2 separate regions of the Homo sapiens genome follow, and region 1 is linked to region 2. The links are chromatin loops, found by intact Hi-C in ENCODE. Cell type or tissue: HepG2. All regions are shown on one strand. Links, peaks and the distances in the headings refer to the core of each region. The heading gives the core; the rest is flanking DNA. Region 1 overlaps FBN1 (fibrillin 1). Region 2 overlaps FBN1 (fibrillin 1).

Region 1 (7,656 bases), core at 3,278-7,277, 100 kb after region 2:
CCAGTGGAACCAGTGTGTTGGCAAGTAACTTTTCCTCACTCTCAAGATGCATGGCTATCAGGTCCTATGAAGCAAAACACTGCTTGCTTTCTGAAGCTGTAAATGTGTTATTGAAGCAACAAATACTCATTTAAAATTGCCCTAACCTGGTTGAAACCCGAGGTAAGTAACAGTCTTTGCAAAACAGCAAACTAAGAAAAAAAATTATAATTGAGGGTGCTTTGAGAGCATCTGAAATGAAATGCCCCCAGAATTTCTTGAAGCGCAATATCCTCCACCCTCCCGCTGCACTGCTAGTCATCAGCCCACACTTGAGTTATGTTCATATCAGGGGTCAAAAAATCTTACTTATGACTGAAAAATATCAGCCAGCCAAAGGCTATTTTGAGTGGCTTTTGGCCTGAAGATGCCAAAGTAGTTCTGTTCAGCTCTACACATTTTGAGACAGAGCGCAAGCAGGAAACACAGCAAGGTTGTGTTTTTTTGTGTGTTTTGTTTTGTTTTGTTTTGTTTTTCAAGATTGCTAAATTCTTTTGATAATTAAGGGAGATCTACTGACTCTCTCATTAAATTGAAATGATGTCATCTTTGATTCTACAATGTCATGGGAAAATAACTCTTAATGCACATCAGAGAATCAAAACATTGTGAGTTTGGAGGGATACCAGAAGCCACTTAGCTCAGGCACTTTGTTTTACAGATAAGGACCTAGAAGTCCAGAAAGGGACGGTAATATTTCCTTGCCCAGTTCTTTTGTGACATGCTTGGAACTAGAACCCACAACTCTTAACTTTCTGATGTAGAGCTGCCTTTCAAGTGTCACATTCACTTGTTTATGTTCATTCAGCAAGCGTCTGTGAAGTGCCACTGCAAGCTTGGTGCTTTGGTAACCTGTTCTAGTTGCCACATTATTCTGTACAGAGCCCTCCTTAGCAAAAACTCAAAGAATTACTGCTTCCCGGGTGCAGGCTCTGCATTGCAGGGGTTCACTTTCATGCAGATGAAGACATATTTGGTGTGTTTTCATTTATCAAAATCATCTCTGTCATCTAGTTTGATTCTACACAAGACAGTTTTGCAGTGGCATGTAGGGTTGACTGAAGTGACCCCTGTGCTATAGGAGTTTCGACTGCGTGAGTCTCTGGCTAGCTATCTGGTTTTAATAAAAATGTCTTTGTTCATTAGCAGCTCAGGGAGGTCTTTGATTTTAATCACCAGTTTCTGACATTGTTCACAGAACTTCCAGAGTGAACTTTGTTGATTCAACACCCAGTTTATGAGCCTGTCTGTTCTCATTATTTAGGTCATTTTAATAACACTGGAGCTAAGTGAAAAAAACATAAGAGAGGAAAGGTATGTCGCTCCTGTACCTTATCCTCCTCCTCCTACCATCAGTCTGAGGATGGTAGAGGCGACCAGGCCATGCACTAGTGTCCTGGAGATTCTGCTCTGGTCTCGTGAAGATCATCTCCTGGCTGGACACTCTAAAAAAACAAGTTGATTTAGAAGTCAGAAGAAGTTTGGGGTTCTTAATGTCTCCAAATGCCAAATTGCTCTCATCAATCTTGAGAATTAGAGTTATCTAGAATGAGCATTGCCGTGGGCTAAAATAGCTTCCCCAGAACCACAAGAAACAGAGCAGATCTCTTAGACCAGCCCTCCCTGGATCCTCACTCCCAGGTGGCTGGAAGTTCACTCTTTGGGGTAAGAGGGCCACTAATTTCATTGCTTTCTAGAAGTAAATTTCAAAAAATTCAGCTTGCAGATAGATAGAGTTGACCCATTTTCCCCTAGAGAAAATGAGTAAAAGAAAGCCCATCCTGCATTTGTGAAGTTTCCTATCGGTACTCCCTTAAGGCCACAGCTAACATGAACAGTGCAAGCTGGATGCTGAAACCTTTGATTTTAGAGGACAGAGTGGTGGGTTTCAATCCACTTTTAAGGAGTAGTTTTCAGACTTTAATGCTATTTTGGTAAAATTCGAATTGTCTCTTTTTATAAAACAAACAAAACCCTCACCAATCTAAGTACCAACTGGAAGAATAAAACAAATATTTTGGAGTGTAAAAAAATTCCTTGTGGAGTCATTTGCTCCAGAGTGCAGAGGATGAAAAAGGTCAGGAAAAGTGCAAAACATGTTAACCAAATCGTGGTGTTTGTATATTGATAAAAAGGGCGAGTGCACAAACATGCTGTTTTCAAACTGTAAACACTGAATATTTGCCAATTTCTTATTTTAATCTGTGCTCTACTCCATCCTACCTCTCCAACCTAGATAAGCAAGTTTAATTTAAACTTTATTAAATTCTCAGGGAAGGGAGAAAATGTAAAATAAAATTTAAAAGAATGTGAAAGGAGAGGGGGAGAACTCTTGATAGTTGTAGTAACACAGATAGATGCTCAAAGTTAAAAAGAACCTTAGAGATCTAGCCTTCTCTCTTTCCTAATATATAAATCCTTCTCTAACTTCCTTGCTTATCCCAGTTTGGCTTAAATACCACCTTGAAGGGTGCCCACTTTCTCCCAAGATAGCCCAATCTATGTATAGACAGCTTTTAATACTTAGAAATGTCTTTTTTTGCTATAAAAAAAATCATTTCTCCTCCCTCTAATTTCTCACCATTGGTCCTACTTCTGCTCTTTGGAGGAAAAAACACAGAATAAATCTAAGCTATAGAATGACAAGTCTTCCCCCTCATATACCCACGCCTTGCAGGTTTTATTAGTCAGGGTCCCAGCAAGAAGCAGATGGCTGAGGCCAACCAAAAGTGAGGGACAGGGGAGCAGAGCTTGCTCATGCTCCATAGATCAGCCACCTGGGGCCAAGAGCAAGTGGAGAGGATGGAGGATGGACGTGGAGGAGCAAGAAGACATCAGCCCAGGGGTGTTCTCTCCAATGAAGTAAATATGCTTCGTTCTTCATTCTTTGTTTGACATGGAGCTTGGTGCCAGTGGTTTCTGTTGCTCTCTATTGCACACTTCGTCCTCAATTTAAAATAAGGAGAAAGAACACAGATAACGTGTTGAGCACAGAAAGAGAAAGGGAAGAATGAGAAAGATAAAATTATTATTTATATTTTAAGAGCCCTGGAGCCTAAGTGACCTTGGGTGAAGACTTGAAGGTCTTTGGATACAAAAGATTTTCAGACAGGCAGTTAAGATCAAAGACCTGTAGCTGAAGGGAAGGAGGGAAAGAGAGAAGGAAGGAGGGGAGGAGAGAAGGAAGGAAGGAAGGAAAGGAAGGAAGGAAGGAAGGAAAGGAGGGAGGGGAGGGGAGGGGGGAAGGAAGGAAGGAAGAAAGGGAAGGAGAGAAGGAAAGAAGGTAGGAGGGAAGGAGACATGGAAGGAGGGAAGGCAGGCAGGCAGGCAGGTAGGAAATGTGAATATATACTAAGTATATACAAGTGAGCATCCTTCCCCACCACTTTTATCCACCTGTTTTCTAATTTAAAAAAAAAGAAAAAATAGATTTGTTGAGAAACATTATTTTTCTTTATAAATGAATGTGCCTTAGCAAAGAAGGTAAACTAATTACAGGAGAAAGGAAGCACCAGCTTAAATGTGGAGCGTCTCTTGAGAGGCACTGTGGTATAAAGGAAAGCGCATGGATGGCCTTTGCAGTCCAACAGACCTGGCTGTGAATTTCTGCCCTGCTGCTGCTGGCTGTGAGATCTTGGAAGAGCTTTCTGAGCCTCACTTTCTTCAGCTGTAAAACAGAGAATATAATACCTCTTTCTCAGGATTGTTAGGAAAGCTAAGGAAATGGTCAATACCTGTATCCTATCTATCATAAAATAGGTATCTAATAAACATTCATTCCCTTCCCCTTCCTCTCTTCCATAGGAAGTGGTTATTCGCTAAGTGAAGAGAAGGCCAATCTATCTACATTCAAATGAACGTATGCCTGAAAATGGACTATGGCAGTTAAGAAATGTCTTACCAGCAACTTTCCAACCTGCCCTGCAAAGGCAGATCTACAAAAATATATTAGAGACTTCCAAAAATTATAAATCAGAAATAATGAGAAACTCATGGTTTTCCCCCTTCTAGCTGATTTTTTTAAAGTAAGATTTCTTTTTCCTGCTTCTTAGCATCAGACTTGGCAGGTCCCTGTGGGTAGCCAGCCCTGCAGCTTCTGTCTCACTTGTGGGTTTTCCCCAATTACTGCTTGTGAAGTCTGCACCAAATCTCTTCCAGCCACACTTAGTTTTAGACAGGGCTCAGACACTCTGGGCAGGAGGCTGGTTTGAATAAGGAGGGGGCCGATTCGGTGATGGGAGCAGACATACCAGAAGGCATTATTCATCTCCCAGAACAGGTACCTGGGGGCTTTTGCAGAATTTTGAAAAGGAAGTCCAAGTGGGGCAGACACGTGGGGCAGACACTTGGGGCAGGATATCAGCCTTTGCCAGATCAGCATATCCTGAAATAGGCTGACAGGGAAAGCAGCCTGCGGGAAAATGGTTGGTCTCTGCTTTTGAGAGATTTGTCTCCTCGCTGGGCACTTGTGAAGCAAGTACGCAGAGAACTGCAAGATTCCTTTCCTCCCCCCTTGAACCCTAAATCTTAGCTACGGACCAGCCCCATGTTGGTTCATGACCGGATGTTTACATGGAGCAGAAGATACCAGTGTTGACTTCTGATGAGAACTGGAGTCTGCTGGTCCTCAGAATGCCATCCTCTAATGCCCTCTGCCTGGTGCATTTGACTTCATCTTCCATGTTTCATCTTCCATGTTTACTCACAACATAGCAAGAAGCCACATCCATGCCCGCATCTTTCTCTGCTGTTGCTCTCCCCACCCAGCCACCTCTGCCTGTCTTACCTTCCTGAGAGCCTAGCTGAGGGCCAGCTGGCCGGCAGCAAGTGGCCAGATCCAATGTCCTCAATAGAAATCTCTGGCTGCTGCCACACATGCCGCTTCTTATTTTGCCTGCAGATGAAAACGAATGCCTCAGCGCTCACATCTGCGGAGGAGCCTCCTGTCACAACACCCTGGGGAGCTACAAGTGCATGTGTCCCGCCGGCTTCCAGTATGAACAGTTCAGTGGAGGATGCCAAGACATCAATGAATGTGGCTCTGCGCAGGCCCCCTGCAGCTATGGCTGTTCCAATACCGAGGGCGGTTACCTGTGTGGCTGTCCACCTGGTTACTTCCGCATAGGCCAAGGGTAAGCAGTGCTCTTCCTGGTCATGGTTGGAGATTCTTTCATTCGTAATATAATTAAGTATACTGAACTCAAAATTACCTGTCCTAGCAGAGGAGAACCATGCTTTTTGTAATCCTAAAATTAATTCCAGTTAGCTTGGCAAAAGTTTTAGGTTATTTTATTTGGAAGGAAGCATCTGGATTTCTGGAAACGTCAAACAAAGTAATGAAACTACATTGTAAATATCTCGCTATATGACTTCTCTATCTTATTCTCTTGATCTTCACATCTTGTTGGGAAGTGATTCATCTCTCTGTAAATACACCTCTCTGCCAACCCATGACAGAACTGGGCTCACCCTGCACACGACTGATCCACTCTTCTCCTGGGGCAGGGAGGATTCTATCTGGACTTAAAATGCCTTTGTATCTAGCTCCTGTTAGAATAAGTCAAAGACATCCCTTTGGGTTGAAAATTATTTAGGGTTTTAAATTATATTTTACATTTCAGACTTGAATTTACATTAAATTTTACCAAAGGTGCATTGAAACACTTACTGTATTTTCCTGGTTAAAAAAAGAAAAACAAAAAAAACACTTCACCAAATTATAGGTGTGTCTGTGTGAGAGTTGGGGCAGGGAAGGCCTTTTTTTTTTTTTTTTAGACGGAGTCTTGCTCTGTCGCCCAGGCTGGAGTGCAGTGGTGCAATCTCAGCTCACTGCAAGCTCTGCCTCCCGGGTTCACGCGATTCTCCTGCCTCAGCCTCTGGAGTAGCTGGGACTACAGGTGCCCGCCACCACGCCCGGCTAATTTTTTGTATTTTTAATAGAAACGGGGTTTCACCGTGTTAGCCAGGATGGTCTCGATCTCCGGACCTCGTGATCTGCCCGTCTTGACCTCCCAAAGTGCTGAGATTACAGGCGAGAGCCACTGTACCCGGCCGGGAAGGCCTATTTTTATTTTACCCAGTGATTTAAAAGTTTAGTGTTAAGTTTTCAAAGTTTGGATCTTTTTTCCTGCTGAATTAATCTGGACTCGGGTGTCCACCTAGTTTTAGCTATCCTGAGAGGAAGTGCACATTTTAACTTTTTAATTAGGAACACATAGACATTAAATATATATATACATTATGTACTCCTCCACATGCGTGTACACACACACCCCCACACACATCCACACTTATACCAAATTATTAATGTAGCAGTCTTTGATTTCTTGACATACAAACATCAAGTGATTCATTTTGGATCTGGGTAGGTAGAAGAATGTTTCGTGGGAAGCACACAGAATGCCAGCAATCAGACACAAATTCCCAGATGTTTGTGTCTGGCTCTCAGTAGACTCATTCTTTATAGTTTAATGCCAGAACCATTTCTTCCCAGCAAAAATTGTGACACTCTAAACTGGCTTTTGGCCAGTGGGATTTTGTAGTCACACTTCTTATAAGTGGTGCTCCCGGGATATGAAAATACTGGAAAGGAGTTCTGAGAAAGGAACCAAAGCCTGCAAATTTGCAGTTTACCTCCTAATAATTTAATCATTGTGTGAATGTATACGCATGCGCACACACCCACAGGATGAGCATTTATCACTTCATCCATTGTATTGTTTCTACATATTTCATGTTGCAAGATAAAGAGGAAAGGAAATGTATTGGACTCTGGCAAGATTGGGGGAAACAGTAGGAACCTATAAACTGCTTTGAAATACAACAGATATTCTGTTCATTGGCAACATATTTTGAATCCTAAGGGTATATAGGAAAATTAGTTCTAAAGAGCAGATCAGCTATTACAGAAAAACAGATAAATAATTTTTGGTCTATATTATGACCCATTGTTAGAAATCTACCCATTTAAAACAGTTTTGGCCTCTCCGAATCACTAGAATGGACTCTGCCCCCAAATAAAGATTCTTTTAAGGACCATTCAAATGTTTCAACACATTTGGAAAGAGGAGCTTGATAAATACACATTCCAAGTGGCCTCTGAAATAGTAAGCAGAATAACAAAACAAGGTACTTGTGAAACATTCGAGCCTCCCTCCGTAACTTGGCTTTGATAACTGAAAGGCAAAGAAAAACAGCTGAACGAGTTCTCTCTTGGGCATGGGTTTGTTTATCCATCTTCACATGAGTCGGAGCCAGTGGCCCTAGTGGTTTTGAATGACTTGAAACAGTTTCCCACAGTTGGGCAAACTCTGATACATGCATTTTATATACGGCATATCTTCATAGTTTATTATTAAATTAACCTTCATTATCAACCGGAGCTTTCTTCTTATCCTCAGTAGCATAAGCAAAAGTGAAACGTCAAGGAATAGGAGCAATTGCTCCAAAGCTTGAGTGAGGAAAAGTAATGATGGAAGTGGGAGAATGCAAGAAACTCAACAGTGATGTCTCACACCTTGCTCACTCCCATGGAGCCTGTTTCATAAAAAGAAGCCATTTTTATTTAGCCTCCCAAGTTACATGGCCTCCCTCATCTACTATTCTCTTGTTTCCACT
Region 2 (8,052 bases), core at 2,913-6,912:
AGATCACGCCACTGCACTCCAGCCTGGGCGATAGAACGAGACTTCATCTGAAAAAAAAAAAAAATAGATTTGACAGCTGCTGGATTTAATAATTGTTAAGACTTCTTTAAAAGTGCAGTGTTCTAGATTAAAATTCAAGTTCCAAAGTGCACAGTCTGATATTTAAGGATTTTAAGAGAGCTTCAAACTACATGAGGATTAAGACATATTTACATATCAGATGGTTCACATTTTAAAAGTTACTTTCTTTTTATCAAATGTATCCATACTAACTTTTTACAAAGGAGGAATGGAAGGGAACTAAGATTCATGGATCACAGGGTATGAGGTGTTTTATGTAAATTATCTGACTTGATGTTCATTTCACAGCAGTATTGTAGATGGGAAGCAGCTGAGATTGAGAGAGGTTAGATAAATAATGGCCCAATAGTTTAAGTGGGTAGTGAGAGAGGGATCTGGGATTCCACCGTGACCTGAGTGCACAGCCCAGATTTCCCTCATTTTGCCTTCTACCCCTCAACTCTGGATGCAGTTCACTCTTTCTTGCCAGATCCCTAGGCAAGCCCCGTTTCTTCTTTGCAACTCTGTTGTGCCCATAATTAGACACTTGTCATACAAAATGATCCAAGTGACCTTTCTGCCTTCTGGTGCTCCTATTTCCCTCCATGGTAAGCAACAGAGACCCCCAAAATTATCCGTAGTGATGAGAAAATACAAATAGCCCCTGACAGTATAAACAAATCCAAGGCTTGTTCGTAAGACAGTTGTTTGGAATGAGTAGGTCTCACCAATAGAAAACCTCCTATGTAGATAGTGGTATGCAGTATCTTCCGTGCACATTTCTTCTAACCGTAAAATTCCAACTGTCACCTGCTGCCACCACATTCTGAGACTCTCAGACCTCCCAGCCCCGAGCTCCCTTTGTGTTCTAAGCTCTTTTAGTATTATTTTATTTCTTGTTCTGTGATCTTCCTGTGGCATTTGTAATATTGCCTGTAGGGTTGTCTTTTTATATTGTTGTGTTCTCTCTCTTCGACTCCTAGGAGTCATAAAGATGTCCTTTCCCTAGTTTGAGCCTCACAACTCCTAACTCCTGGTTGTACACAACCATGTTCGTGACAGGTTAGGAGAAGCCTGTTGACAGGCTAGACGACCTGCAAACGCCTATTTAATCCATAATATATTTGCTTTGATATAATGTGATTTCTGGGTCCTGAGAATAAGGGCCAAGTGATTCAAAAGGGGAGAAAAGAGTGAGATTTCCTCCTCCTCTTCGCCAGATGTCTTGGCCAGGGCAGATTTAAAATGGAAGGTGTTTGTGGTTCCTTCTGTGTCCCTTTATGTCCCCTTAGCTTGAGTCCTGAAGGTCTTCAAGTTATTCTACAGCCACCCCTTACCCTCTGTACAAAGTGACATACCACCACAACGGTTCCCCCCCCCCCCCAGCCACCCTTGGTGTGGCACTGCTGCCTAACGAAGTGAAAAACTTCAGGCTGCTGTGTCCTGGAGGTCATTTACTCCAAATGGTTTCCAATTTTCAGTTTTTTCTTCCTTTACTTATTAGCCTGTAGGTTTTCATTAAAATTATAAGTTATATAAATGTGTATTTTTAACAAAGGTGCTTCTTCAGCAAAAAAATAAATTAGAAAAATTATTATTATATGTGCAGGTGCCATCTGTAAATCAGGGACTGCCAGTAACCCAAACTTGATTTGTAATTTTTTTTACCCCCAACATTCACCATTTTGATCAAGAGTTTGTGATCCATTGATTTAACATATAAGTCAGCCAGATGGGCAATAACATGGTATCATAGTTGATTTGCAAAATAATAGACATTAGCCCATTAAGCTTTTGTCATTGGCAACTGTAGGCCCTAGTTTTGCTCTGAAAGATAGCCCATGCTGAAAATTATATGTACAAATTCCATAATTTGGTCAAGTGTTTACACTGGGTTTTGACCACCGAATTCATTTGAAGCTGGGATATAAGCCAGTTTTGAATATCTCTTCCCATTCTGAACAGTCTTTGGTTTCCATGCCCCAAATATTTACTAATTCCCAAGTATATAAAGTATTAGTGGTTTTAAGGCATTACAAATTAGAATGTAGGAAGTTCAATTTCTCTGCCCTCTTGACGGGGGAGGTACCACCTGAGGCTTCACAGAGAGCATACTTGTCTATACTCCCTCTCCAGCCGTTTATCCTGGACCAGGCTGGAATAAAACTTGTTCTGCCTCTTTGGTGAAACTATTAGTCTGACCAGAGGTACAGGAACTGGAACCACAAAAAAATTCTGGAAAGCACATTTATACTGGCTAGTGGTTTTAAGTACTTTTCGGAAATAATCTTGTATCCTTTAAAACTGACCCATAATTTTCTTTTATGGTTTGTCTAGGTTGGTTTTAGTCTTCTTCACTTGATGTTAATAATTTAAATGTTTCTAAATTAGCCTTGTTTTTATTTTATTTCATTTTATTAATTTATTGAAACCTCAAGACATGAGGGCTTTGTGTTCTTAAGAATGATGTAGATGATAACAATTACAGGTATGACCCTCTTTGAGAAAACTTGAAATTTAATATTCAGACTTACAGGAAACCCAGGGATGGATTTTTGGCTATGAAAGATCTTTGCTTTACAAAAGGATTTAACCCTTATATTCCTTTAAATCAGTGGTCCCCAACCTTTTTGGCACAAGGGACTAGTTTTGTGGAAGACAATTTTTCCATGGACTGGGAGAAGAGGATGGTTTCAGGATGATTCAAGTACATTACATTTATTGTGCACTTTATTATACACAATAAAGTGTATTATATTAAATTAATTAAATTAATACACAATATTAATTTATTATACACAATAAAGTGTATTAAATTAATTAATACAAGTTAATATTACATATTAAATTGTAATATGTAATGAAGTAATTATACAACTCACCATAATGTAGATCAATGGAAGCCCTGAGCTTGTTTTCCTGCAATTAGATGGTCCCATCTGAGGGTGATGGGAGACATTGGCAGATCATCAGGCATTAGATTCTCATTGGGAACACACAACCTAGAACCCTCGCATGCGCAGTTCACAATAGGGTTCACCATCCTATGAGAATCTAGTGCTGCCACTGATCTGACAGAGGCAGGGCTCAGGCAGTAATGCCAGCAATGGGGAGTGGCTATAAATACAGATGAAGCTTCACTCATTCACCTGCCGCTCACCCCCTGCTGTACAGCCCAGTTCCTAACACGCCACAGACCAGAACTGGGGATTGGGGCCCCTGGGGGTTAGAGACCCCTGCTTTAAATAACAAGCATATTGACGATATTATTTGCTTTTCAAAATTTAATTTTATATGATCTCTGTAGAGATATAGTTTACTTGAAGAGAGGTACACCCTCAGCACATGTCAGGCAGTAAAAGTGTTTTGCATTTTGCTTACCTGCCTTCACTGTTTCGTGGTAATATCTCAAAGGCATATGGAGAAGTTAGGTTTTCCTATGCCACAAACTCTTTCCGTAACCCAGAGCTGCGCTGCAGTGTGTCGGATGTCATGACAATTAGACATGATGTAACCCAATAAAAGTGATATAGAAATGCGTCTTACCATGTTGCTTTGAGAAGACACTTTCTGCCAAAAACAACAACAAAATCCTTCTAGAGCTATTGTATCCTATAGGACTAAGAACTTGGAATCAAGGGCCATTTTGAAGTTATAAATAACTAGTACCTTATAAAATCTGTTAGGGCCCTAAGACAAAAGGAAATCTTGATTAATAAGCATTGGATCTAAATGCAAAGTGACTCATTCTTCAAAAATAACAACAACAACAACAAAAACTTATGTCTGACTCTCACAGTTGCAGACTGGAAAATAAGAAAGATCTTTTAGAAATGTAGACTAAATGTTGTTTTAAAATAGATTTACATATTTTCCTAAAATGGCTCGAATTAAGCAGTTTGAAACCAGGGACAACCCAGTCTCTCTTCAGCATAGAGACATGTCTTTATAAATAATAAACTGTCACTGCTAGTGATTTTCTTAGTCTCTCTTTTCCTATGGCACACATGGTTTTAATCACTCGTTCCCACCTTGGGTATGGAATGTGGGACTTCAGCCAAGTGCACTAGCACACAGGGGCAAAAGGTGTGAGACCAGGGATTTCTGACTGAGCACTGTTCCTGTGCAGCGCTCGCAGCTTCCCTTCCGGGGGGCAGAGGTGTGAGTTAATCCTGCCGTAGCCCCAGTGTGAAGTATGGAGCTGCTCGGGCAGGGGAGTGTTGTTACAAGTATTATCTCAGCGATGTGTGTGTGTGTATGTGTTTCTTTGTCCTCAGATGTTCGCCCAGGATACTGTTACACAGCTCTGACAAACGGGCGCTGCTCTAACCAGCTGCCACAGTCCATAACCAAAATGCAGTGCTGCTGTGATGCCGGCCGATGCTGGTCTCCAGGGGTCACTGTCGCCCCTGAGATGTGTCCCATCAGAGCAACCGGTAAGAGCCCTTCCAGTTATCTGCAGAATATCCCATCCCAGCCCTCACAAGCCCAGTGGCAATGTGCATGATGCAGATGTAATGGAAACTTGGGTAAATGAGTAGTCTCCAGGAAATATAAGAGATGACGTCCAGGGAAATTTCCCTAGAAAATGCACAGGAAAAAAAAAGGGGTCTGTACAAAGAGTACTGTTTTCAGGTACTGCTTTTTACTTAGCTGGCTTATTACTACTAAACAGAAACCTTTTGGGGAAGTACTTATTCTCATTTTAGTACTTAATGGCTCTCATGGAGTACTCAAAAGCTCAGTAGAGTAAAACTCAGCTTTCAGAATTTTTCAGGTAAGTTGTTCAGGAGACACATTTCCTTTTTCCTAACATTGGACTCTTTCCTTCCTGCTAAGTCCTGCTTGTTTTTTTTTTCCTTCACAGTATCTCTTTTATCTGTCCATTTTTTTGTTTCTATTAGAAGCGTATTTTCTCTAGTCTGGACTGTTCCAGTAGTCTCCTAACTAGTCTCTGAAATCCACCATTGCCATGTACCTTTCCCAAAGTATGAGTCAGTGAAGTTCAGTTTAAAAAATTGTGTCTAGGGGAGAAAAAGGAGACACCTTTTGACTAATTGAGCCTATTTCAAAACACCATGTTGTACACAATGAATGCATACAATTTTTATTCATTAGTTTAAAAATACATAACTAAACAAATACATAAATACAGCACACTTTCGTTAGTCGAGAAAGATGTCCAAAAATATTTCCCCAGGATGAACTCAGGCAATATTTAGTGGCCAATTCACTCCATTTCTTGCAAAGAACATTTGCTACTTAGCACAGTATTTAGAGTCCCAAATCTAATCCCAGTTCATCTTTTTAATTCTTGTTCTTTATAGTAGTTTAAATTATATGATTGAGTTTTCATTGCACCCAATCCGAGCATTTCTGAATTCAAGTTGGCTTTTTTTTCTAAAACTTCTTGCCAGTTCAGGCTCTTTCTCCCTACTCCTGCCATCCTTGCCTGTTATATATCCTCTTTTCTTGTTAAGGATCTGCTCAAACATGACCTAATCCATGAATATCCCGAGGTACCTGCAGCTGGAAGTGCTCCCTTCTTCCTTGTGCTCCTGTGGTTCTGGCTGGTACTATCACTATGGCATGAGTGCCATATGTGTGTTCACATCTTGCTCTTTTACTGGTTGATCAATCTCATTAGGAAATCTCATTCATTATTGTAGTCTCATATTTCTCATGCTTTTTACACTTCCATAGTATTTAGCAAAATCTTGCTTATAGGAGGCATTCAAATACAGAGAGCAACTTATTAGGCAACATCTTTCCCACCAATTGAGCATATTTCAAAACATCACGTTGTGCACAATGAATATATACAATTTTTACTTGTCAATTAAAATACTAATACATAAATAAACAAATACATAGATGAAGTTTACCTTCCTGAGTCCAGTAGGGGACCATTTAGTAGATCACTGTTTAGAAGCACATGACTTCCTACTAAGACATGGCTTAGGTACCAGGAGAATGGCTTTTAAAATGCATATGTTAACTTAGGAATCAGCAGCTTTGATGTGGATTCCTTCCTGTGTTGAGGCTTTGAATAGAGAAGAGGACTAGAGCAGGTTTAGGTGCCTGCAGGAAGACCTACTTTGGGACAGTTGGAGCAGAAGACCAGGTTCCTGTGTGTGGCTTTACAGGGAGCTGTCCTCCCAGGTATACCACTGAGAGATGCACAGCCCTCAGAGGCCTTGGGCAAAACAGATTTATAGAGCAAAATAACTTGCAGGTAGGTTTTTGTTTGTCCAAATGTTCCAGTACTGGTGCTACAGAGATCTGGGCTCTTACAGAGAGTGATGCAGGAAGGATTTTAGATTGGCCAGCTTTTCACTCTTTAAAAAATAAATCAGCATCATCTTGGGTTAAGTGGAGATAGGAAAGATGGACATCAGCTTAACAAAATTAGCCCCACGTTGCTGATCCTGAATGTAAAGGGGCAATGAGAAGATTACTAAATCTGTAAAAAATAGGAAGAAATATCAGATTCAGTCTGATACAGTTTCCTAGAGAGGTTAAGATGAATTTAATGGCATTCTTAAAGTAAAATACCCACCTAATTAGCAGAAATGCTGATAAGCTATTAAATTTCTTTTATATAAATTCAAAAAGTCTTAAAAAGAAAGGCCGAATTGGTACCTACAAATGCTTGGAAGCAAAGTGAGTTCCTTAATGTAACTGTCATTTAATAAAATTAACACATAGTTAATGAATTCCTGTTATGTGCAATTTGCAGGGCAAGGCTGAGAGTGGGAACTAGTCATGAGTTAGAGATGATCCCTGACTTCACAGACTACACAGTCTTAGTGGTGGGAATTTGGTGAGAGCAGGTTCCCAGGGAATGGTGGATATGGCACGTACAGATGATAAATCTATAGGAAGAATCACTGTTGGTTGACAAACAGGATTGAGACATCTTGAGTCAGGGAAGCATGAACAACATAGAATTCCTTTACAAATACATTCAAGTACGTCAGTATCTCTGTAATTTGAAATTCCAGTGAAATCGTAATTAAAATGCTGTAAGAGAATTATCTGAAAACATAAACTTGACCTGAGATGGAAATGTCAAATATGAATGAAGAAATTTTAGAAATGGACCAGAAAGTACCAACAGTACTTTCCTATTTAACCTCATGTAAATTGGCAGAATGTCCCGTGAGGTTGAAATATGAATGCATTTCAGTAAGACCTATTACTGTCTGAAAATAAGTTAAATTTTAGTCTGTAAGGAAAAGAAAAATATTAGTCTAATTTCTATTAATGGCTGAAACTAGCATAGAAGGTATCCATGAGAAAATCACTGTACAACTGTGAAAATAAAATTACCAAAATCCTAGCAAAAGAGGAAAAAAATGAAATTTAAAAGTCACATAGGTTACTTATAGAAGGGAACTATGAAAAAACATGGCTATTTGTAGGCAACATGAAAATAAATAAAATAAATACATCCTTGGAAACCTGGATACTGCTTAAAAACACCTTTTTGGAAGCCCAGAACAAATGTGTGGAAACCTAAAGATGATTTATTTGATAAAGACCTGACACTGTGAAAAATAGTAATCATCCTAAAAATGTAGAATCATAGGGAAGCAGATGATGAAGTCAGGATGTCCTCATTCAGAGGGTCACTATGCAGCATTCATACCCGACCCACACCCCTTGGTGTTTCTCCTCCCTTATGGGCCACTTCTCCATTGATATTGCTTTCTTTTACGAATCAGTATTCTTCAGGGTTCTGTCTTTGCACTCCCTTCTCTTCCCCTTCCACACCACTCTTACATGAGCTCATCCATCCCCATGGCTTTGAGTATCACCTCTCTGTACTGATGACTCTGAAACTCACGTCTAGCCTTGATTCGTCTAAGCTTCACACTGTCTTTTACAACTGCGAAGTGATAGCTCCACTTGGATGTCTGATATCTCAAAACTCCTATGTTCAAAATGGAACTTGGTTTCTACCCACCAAATCTGCTATCACCATGATTT

The links. Peaks named below come from ENCODE experiments on the same cell type or tissue, not always from the same donor. Only the 100,000 strongest peaks of a DNase experiment are listed, where the experiment ranks them.
Region 1: it touches region 2 in a loop (2.2-fold over the local background); 1 of 110 quality-filtered maps calls a loop at or near these places.

The regions. Positions count from the first base shown.
Region 1 is chr15:48,413,051-48,420,706 of GRCh38, reverse strand. FBN1 (fibrillin 1) reads left to right here. Exons shown (of 66, transcript NM_000138.5): 63 at 1-20; 64 at 4,940-5,171. Among named protein-coding and RNA genes, the nearest start is that of DUT-AS1, 85 kb to the right of the region's middle. RefSeq lists an enhancer at 4,467-4,967. In HepG2, for the core only: no CTCF peak of the experiment used is centred there; a DNase peak (open chromatin) is centred at 5,496.
Region 2 is chr15:48,517,103-48,525,154 of GRCh38, reverse strand. It overlaps FBN1 (fibrillin 1), which reads left to right. Exons shown (of 66, transcript NM_000138.5): 10 at 4,338-4,496. Among named protein-coding and RNA genes, the nearest start is that of FBN1, 120 kb to the left of the region's middle. RefSeq lists a silencer at 4,329-4,623. In HepG2, for the core only: a CTCF peak has its summit at 4,456 (motif pointing right); no DNase peak of the experiment used is centred there.